Regions from separate parts of the Homo sapiens genome. Here region 1 is linked to region 2. Evidence: read pairs that join two places in POLR2A ChIA-PET (ENCODE). Cell type or tissue: PC-9. All regions are shown on one strand. Each heading gives the region's core, and the rest is flanking DNA. Links, peaks and the distances in the headings are about the cores only. Region 1 overlaps SLX4IP (SLX4 interacting protein). Region 2 overlaps SLX4IP (SLX4 interacting protein).

Region 1 (4,400 bases), core at 72-4,071, 63 kb after region 2:
TGAAACAATAGTGACGCCAGATACTGATTAAAAACAAAAAAGAAAAGAAACACACACACATAGATACATACACTTAACTTCTGATTGAAAAAATATTAATAACCAATTCATTTTATATTAAGAAAACACTGTGAAAGTTGTTCAATGTTTAAACAAAATGTGCTAAGTCTAGGTCACATATGGAAAAAGGATAGAAATACTGAATGACTTTAGAATTTGCTGAAAAATGTTAGAATGAAATCCATGAGAGATACTGTAGATGATATGACCCCAAGCCCCATTCTTAATTTCTTCCTGGCTTCCTTCCAGCTATAGAAGGCTACCTGGCACAGTTCTAGCCAACAACAAAAGCCCCTTGGGTGCTACTCCCAGAAGTCTTTGCTTTTCTGACAAAAAGAAAACTCCTCAGTGAGCACGCCTTTTTTTTTTGTCCATTTGGCCTTTCCCAATTCCCTCCTGCCTAGTAGTACATGGATGTGAGGAAGTGCAGCTGCCAGCCTGCAGCCATAAAGCTATAAGAATGAGGAAAAGCCCCCAAGTTATGGGATGATAAAGCAAAAGATAGAAAAACCTGGGTCCCTGATGGTAGGTCCACCTCTAGGTTTTGTTTCGTGCAAGAAAAATAACTCCTATTTGTTTGTGACTCTCTAATTGGGTTTTCTGCTACTTGCATTGAGTATAACTTTAGTAGTAAAAAGAATTATGAGCAAACTCTAAAAGAAGAGAATTACTGTGTATGATGAATTAAGCAGAAGACAGGAATAGGAAAAAGAAGACACAAAATAAAGGGCTAGCTAGGAGACCTGAAATGTTGCCAACACGTAGAAATGATCAATGCTCGGGTGATGGATACCCTGACTTGATCATTACACATTCTATGCACGTAATAAATATCACATGTATCCCAGACACATGCATAAGCACTGTGTATCAATTACAAAAATAAAATAATTTAAAAAGAAAAAGAATGGCAAGCAAAAAATATAATGTAGTAGAAATAAGTCCAAATACATTAATATTTGCAATAAATGGAACCAATGAATAGGTGCAGAAAAAAAAAATCAACCAAACAACAACAAGAAACAACCCAGCTATTTGCTACTTACCAGAGAAGATGCACAAAAAGGGCTGAAAAAGCAAATGTCTTTAAAAATTTAACCAAAAATGAAACAAAATTAAAAATCAACCAAATAATAACAACAACAAAAAAAAACCCAGCTATTTGCCACTTATCAGAGAGAATGCACAGAAAGGGCTTGAAAAGTAAATGTTTTACAAATTTTAACCAAAAGAAAAACAGGTGAAGAAATGTTAATACTGAAATATTAATAGCAGACAAAACAGAATCTTAAAGGAAAACCATCAGAATTACTAAAGATGGATACCTAACAATATACATAGAAAAATCTATGAGGATGATAGAATAATCATGAACTTGTTTATACTTAGCAGTGCAGCTTCAACATACATAAAGCAAAAACTGACAAGATATAAGGAAAATGTGACGAATCTATTACTATAGTGAGAAGCTGAAAAACCAGGCAAAATATTTAAGCAAAAACATTAATAAATAGTGAAATTAACTTATCTGATTATTTAATAGAATCTTACATTTAATAAATCTGGACTACGAATTCTTTTTAATTATACTTTAAACATTTACAAAACCCCGACCATGTACCAGATCAGAAAGGAAGTCTCAACAAATTTCCAACAATGGTTATCACACAGACCACATCCTCTAGCCATAATGTGGGCAGTTAAATTAGAAACTGACAATAGAAAATATTCTCAAAAGGTATTTGAGAAATTTAATATGCAATCTTAAAAAAATCAGACAGTAAGGAGAAAATGACAATGACAATCACAAAATACTTAGAAATTAATAATGTTGAGAGTACTATATCTCAAAACCTGTAACATGCAGTTAAAGTGACTCTTAGATATATTTTACAGTCATATACGTATTTTCATTATTTTTAATCGATGAATAAAAATTGTATGTATTTATTCAGTACAATGTGATGTTTTGATAAATGGGAAAAATGTGGAATGATTAAACAAGCTAATTAACATATCTATCATCTCACTTGTCTTTTTTTGTGGTGAGACATTTGAAATTTAGTCTTCACAATTTTGAAATATACATTATTAATAACTATAGTCACCATGAGGTACAACACATCAAGAACTTATTTCTCCTAACTGAAACTTTGTACCCCTTGATGGCCATCTCTCCATCACTCCACAAACTCTATTATATGTACTTTCTAAGACAGAAGAAGGAATCAAAATCAATTCAGCCTAAAATAGAGTAAACTAAAGAAAGAGGAGGAGACAGAAAGACAAAGTGGGAGTAGGGCCAGGGGGAGATAGGAGGAAGAAGGGAAAAAGCAAGAGGGTAAAAGGAAGAAAGTAGAAATTAAGCAGAAAATAAGAAAAACAGCAAATATTAACAAAACCAAATTCTGGCTCACCAGAAAAACTAAGCAGGCAAACGTCTAGCACAAATAAACAATATTGGATAAAAAGGAGGATAATGTTAAATACAGAGTTTTATTTAATTAAAAGAGAAAACTATAACTCAATTCTATGTCAATATATCTAAAAACAGATGAAATAACTTTTTCTAGAAAAATATTAATAACAGACTCAAAAGCATTATATTGTATACAAACCAATAAGCATTAAAGAAACTTATAATAATATAAATATAATAATGATATTATAACAGTAATATAAATAATAATAATCTTAAATAATCAAAAAGCTTTATTTCCATCCTCCGCCCTAGAACCACAGGCCCAGGCAGTTTCACGAGAGAGTTTTATGAAGTCTTCAAAAAATGGATAATTACAAACTATTACAGAATACTTTTAAAGGGGTGATCCATCATTTAACGAGATTAGTAACAAAGTCAACAACAACAAAAAAAGAAAGCTCATTCATAAAAAGTTTCAATAATGCTAAATTATACTGTCAAAGCAAAGCAGAGTTTATCCCAGGAATTGTAAGATCAACACATCTACTAAATGCCGTATTGAGATATTAAAGGATAAAATACGATCATCTCAATAAATGCTCTTAAAAAGTCTTCAAGTCCAGGTGTGGTGGCTCATTCCTGTAATCCCAGAACTTTGGGAGGCCAAAGCAGGAGGATCACTTGAGGCCAAAGGTTTGAGACCAGTCTGGGTAACACAGTAAGACCCTGACTCAAAAAAAAAAAAAAAAAAAAAAGGCAACTATAAAAAAAACACTTCAGTAAAGTTTAACACTCATTTTCAAGACAACATAGTTGCAAAGTAGACCAGTAGGAAACATTTTTCATCTAAAATGTGTTATGTATCAAAGCCTGACGCAGACATTGCTCTTAATAGTAAGGCTTTAAAATTATTTCCATTAAAGTCAGGCACAAGACAGGAATAACCACTACATCTTCTATTCACATTGCATTGGTCCTAGGCAATGCAATAATTCAAGAAATAGAAAATGGATATATAAGAATTGAATGTTCATGCATTTAAAAGGGCTGAAAAAAAAGAACTTAATGAAAGAGACAAAAGTTACCTTATCTGTAGATGTTGACTATACATAAAATATTCAAAAGAATCTTGGAAAAACTATTAAAATATGGGAGTTCGATATGGTTGGTGGTTTCAACATCAATCTAAAAAATGAATAATTGTCCTAAATCCTGTGATAATCTATTATAAAATGTAATAGAATAAAATATCCAATTTATAGTAGCAACAACGAAAAAAATGCCTGGAAACAGACCTAATAAAAAATCTTATTTAAGGCCTCTATGGACCTAGTTCAAAGACAAGACTCAGAATCATAAGACTGCAATGCTCCCCAATTAATCTACGAACTCAATATTACTTAAATCAAAATCCCAAATGTTTAAGGAAGATCAAAGGTCACAGAGTAGCCAAGGCAATGTTGAAAAAGAAAAAAGTAGAAAGATTTGTTCTGCTAGATGAAAAGACATACCACCAGGGGCAGTGGCTCACACTTGCAATCACAGCACTGTGGGAGGCCAAGGCAGGAGGACTGCTTGAGGCCAGGAGTTTGAGACCAGCCTGGCCAACATAGCAAGACCCCATCTCTTAAAAAAAAAAGACTTGTGATAATGTTACAGTAATCAAAACAGTTGGTATTAGCATAGAAAGAGACAAATGATAATGTGTACATAAAAAATATGTCTATTTAGAATCATACTATATGACAGAGGAACATTACACTTCAACGGGGAAAGGATAAGCTGTTCTGAGATAACTAATTATCCATTGGGAAGTAAAAACTATACCAGATGAATTAAAGAACTAAATATTTTCAAAAACCTAAAATTTTTGAAGAATATATTAGATACATTTTGGTTGGAAAGATACTTTCAAGCA
Region 2 (4,400 bases), core at 322-4,321:
ACTCCTGAACTCTTGAATCAATGGTTTCTTTTAACAGTAAACAGACTTCCTAAAGCAAATAAAAAATTAGATATAACCTTCAAATTTAATGCAAAAAAATTAACATATATATTAAAAAGTTAACAATGAACATTTCATTTCATTTTGCTTTTTAATTTAGCTGTGAATGTTGAAAGGAATGTCATATGTGCTCATGAATAACACCGCAAATTTAAATTTGCTACTGAAGTTTGCTCGAAACCATGATGTTGGCTCACTGTGTGATCTGGGAAAGTCATTTCATTTCTTTCTGCCTCAGTTTCATATTTCTAAAAGAAAGATAAAAATATTTCAGTGTAAACATCAGGGCAAGGAGGTAATAAGTATGGTAAAGAATGCTTTCATATAAGTATCAATCAGTTGTACTGTGACAAATAGAAGAAATAAGTCAAGAAGAGCCAACACTGGCTGGCATCAAGGGCCCCAGGGAAACACCCAGTGTGGCCAGGGGACTGTAGACAGGGATGGGGCCAGGAGTAAGGGCATATTCATCCACTGCTGGTGCAACGGCATGGGGAACCCACACCACAGCCCAGTCAACAGCAAGCAGCCCCCCATGGTTTTAGGGGACTGTTTCATGTTTATAGGCACAGTGTTGCTAGATCTTTGTTCAAAAGGAGTCAGAAACAGTAATTTTTATATAAACTATCCCATTTTTCAAACTTGGTCTAAAAATTTTTAAAAATCTAAACACCATCATTCATTAGTTTCTGGTCTTGGGTTTACAAATCTACTCAAGAAGGAAACTGTTGAGCAGTGAGTTAAGCAGAGAACTGGAAATCACTAATCCTATTTTCTTCTACGCTCTTGTTGATGATACTGTATATGCCTTTGTTTTTGTAAAAACGTACTACACTCATGTACTAACAGTGAAAATAATATAATTTCTCTAAAGTAGATTAACATTTATTAGGCGACAGAAACACATGGTTTTAATTCAATTTCAGTATTCCTTATCACTAGTAAGTTTCAGGATAGGTCAATTGTTTTATTGTTTTGGTGTTATTTATAATAAAGGTAAACAAAAATTTAAGCCCAACACAATGGGAAGATACTCTTTGCAGTTGTTTCCTGCACTAACAGGAAATTGTGACCTAATGTAGAAAAAGAGAGTAAAATCATACACAAATCTAAATTTCTTAATTTAGATTAAGAACTGATGTATAAGAACTGATGATTCCTGTTTAATTCCCAAAGACTGCAGAAAACTCAGAGTTGCCCAGGTCACCTCAAACCTGTTTTGCTGGTTTCTTGCAATGTCATCTCAGGTTGATCTCTTAGAATCTTCACAAATTAAAACAACAAAATTTTTAGCTGTTCTAAAGAGCAATGATAGCAAAACTTTTCCTTTATTAAAAACACTTGTACTCCTCAAACAATATAGAAAACCCTTGATTTAACTCATGAGTGTGAGTTTCTAGATAAAGTACAAACACTGGTTTCCTCTCTCCTGCTTTTCATGTTGCAGCCTAAAGATGCAGTGCCTCATGGAATACAGAGATATCCCTTTACAGTTGAGTGTTTCGGCATTGTTCACACAACAAAAAGGCAGCCTTGCCGCCTCATAGGTTTTTTTTTTTTTAAAAAACAATTAAAGAATTTTGCTTCACATGCAGAGTTCAACTATGACTGGGCTAGAAAATATGTGAAAGACATACATGGAAACAAGGATTGCTAAAATTTGGCTATAAATGCCCTATAAGGCTAAAACTAAAAATAGCATGACAAAAATAAAGCAAAGGCTCATACACACAAACTTTCTCCCTCTAGCTGTGGGGCTTTCCTTCTGTGAGTCAGTTTGACGAATGCAAGGTAGACCAAGTGCAGTGTGATAGACACCAGTAACCGACCACACCACACGTCATGAAGCTTTCTCTTCAGAACCACAACAATGCAAGAAAAGAAAACTTCTCAGCTACCTTTGAGGGGCAGATAAGAAGAACAAGTTAAAATCAGTGCTCAAGACAGAGATGCAGAGGGCATCTCTAGGCTAACGGGCTGTGCTCGCTTCCTCGAGTTGACACATGGAACAGTTTGACTTCAACTGTTTGGGTACAAAGACTACTCGTGCTGCACTCAAAATAAACATATGTTAATACATGTAATTAGTTCTTTTTTCTAAAAAGGAACTGGATATTCTTAGGCTTTCACTGTATAAAATGACTGTTAAAATGGAATCAAATTGGTTGCTCATAAAATCCCAATCATGAGAGGATCTAAGGATAAAGAAGATGAAAGCCTGGGGACACTGAACCTAAGCTAAAGTCATAGCCTTTCTTCAACTAGCTTTTCTCCTTTCTTACGCACACACAAATGATCCCAGAGGAATTTTAACATCAGCGAATTGTTTTTTTTTTTTTTTTTTTTTGAGACAGGGTCTCACTCTGCCACCCATGGTGGAGTTCAGTGGCATGATCACAACTCTCACTGCAGCCTTAACCTCCTGGGCTCAAGTGATCCCCCCACCTCAGCCTCCAGAGTAGCTGGGATTCCAGACACAAGCCACCACATCTGGCTAATTTTTATACTTTTTATAGAGATGGGGGTTCACCATGTTGCCCAGGCTGGTCTTGAACTCCTAGACTCAGGCAATCCGCCTGCCTTGGGCTCCCAAAGTGCTGGGATTACAGGTGTGTGTCACTGCACCTGGCCAATATACATTTTAAAAGGGCAAATTAAAGAAGCAGCAGCAAACCGACCATTTGGTTTTGAGAGGCAAGCTCAGCCTGCTACAGCGACCTGCCCCTTGCAGCTGCCAGTGCAGCACTGCTCTGCAGGTCCTGTCATGCACTGCACAGCTTTGCTAAGTCATGCCCTGCTGCCCTCAAGTAGGTACTATGAGCATCCACGCAGCTGCATGTGGCTCCTAAAAAAACAAAAACCTAGCCTCACGCTTTGGCTATGAGGTGATTCACACACCCAGGGCTTTATTCTAAAGCATTCCAAATTAACTGAATCTTGGGCAAAACGGACTCAATATTAACAAGAAAGGTCTAAGGCCGATAAAGGTCTAAGGTGGCAAAGCCGAAAGGGAATGGAGAACAGGCCTGGAATGGTGGATTCCATAACATTGTTAATTTAAGTCAAGTCAGAAGATTTTGGGGTGAGGTCCCCTTGGGTGACTATTGGTCACTTTGGGGAAACGAGTGAACAGTTTTGAATCACAGCAACATGCGTTAGTAAGCTAGGAGTGGAATTATATGAAGGTAAGTGGCAGTAGGAGATGTTGATTGACTTGCTAAATATTTAAAAGTCCTGAAGAGAAGAGTCCACAGTTATTTACCTGAATGATAAATCCCACCATACAGAACCTTGTGCCTTCCTTTTCTCAGCTTTAGGTCACCAGGTATTCTTTGCAAAATAATGACAGCAAAGTCTTGATAATATTATCCTTTGAATGAAAATGTATTATCCTATAAAATCTTTTTTGGGGGGTGGGGATCTTTTTTCTAGTGAGCTCCAAAAGCTAATTAAAAGCAATTATCACAGAAAAGGGTGGCTTTTTGTTTTTTCACCACTGTCAATAGTTTCTTCGCCATATACTATATTTTAACAAATCTGATTTTTATTTCTCAGTCTAAAAAGCAACTGTGGTAAATGGACATCACGGATAATGATATTTTTAAAGGTGTGTAAAAGCCACAAGCTGGTTACTCCTGCTCTCTGGTGAGCAGGGATCAGAGAAGGAGGCAAAGCAATGGTGAGAGCTCAGTGCAGCTTGTAAGCCTCCACCACAAGCAGCACTTGGGTGGGATTGTTGAAACTTAGAACCAGGAGTGAATTTGGCATCTAGGCAAACCTCTTCACTTTCAGATGAGGAGGCTGAGGCTCAGTGAAGTCCAGCATCATGCTCTGCTAAGCCCCCGGCTACTGGCTTTCCTGACTGACCATTGTGAGAAGGAACACCGTCAAGTATTTCCTGACTTGTCAAAGGCTCATGATAATACAAGGATGATAGAAAATAAAAGCTGAGGCTTTAAGATGGGTGTGAAGGTTCAGCCTTGTGTTAACTGCCACACCTGCTTCAGGTGCTCAGGCCATCCTTCACAACCAGTCAGGTTAAAATCCCTGATTACTGAAATAGTCACTTTAACTTCTTCTTCTTCTTCTCCTCTTTTTGAATATATAGAAATCCTTCCCCCAAAACAAAGAGGTATAAAATGTCTGGTTTAAATAATACAGTATCATATGAAGTTTATGAATGTGTCAGTTTCTGAAGGAAAAAAAAAGTGGGTGCATATGTGTCTGTCATTGGGAATACAATTGTTTTTCAAGGATTAAATACGCAACATTTTTTTCCCACTAACAGAAATGAAAGCTGGAAAGAGCTGATATTTCTTATAGCAGCAGCAGCTACTTGC

Evidence for each region. Peaks named below come from ENCODE experiments on the same cell type or tissue, not always from the same donor. Only the 100,000 strongest peaks of a DNase experiment are listed, where the experiment ranks them.
Region 1: POLR2A ChIA-PET joins it to region 2 with 6 read pairs; 7 of 35 experiments call an interaction of 5 or more read pairs at or near these places.

What each region holds. Positions count from the first base shown.
Region 1 is chr20:10,492,697-10,497,096 of GRCh38, reverse strand. The region is part of intron 2 of SLX4IP (SLX4 interacting protein); the gene reads right to left. Among named protein-coding and RNA genes, the nearest start is that of SLX4IP, 60 kb to the right of the region's middle. In PC-9, for the core only: no CTCF peak of the experiment used is centred there; no DNase peak of the experiment used is centred there.
Region 2 is chr20:10,556,349-10,560,748 of GRCh38, reverse strand. It overlaps SLX4IP (SLX4 interacting protein), which reads right to left. Exons shown (of 8, transcript NM_001009608.3): 4 at 1-49. Among named protein-coding and RNA genes, the nearest start is that of MIR6870, 91 kb to the left of the region's middle. RefSeq lists an enhancer at 1,627-2,006. In PC-9, for the core only: no CTCF peak of the experiment used is centred there; DNase peaks (open chromatin) are centred at 1,278 and 1,828; H3K4me3 peaks cover 1,168 bases; H3K27ac peaks cover 3,369 bases.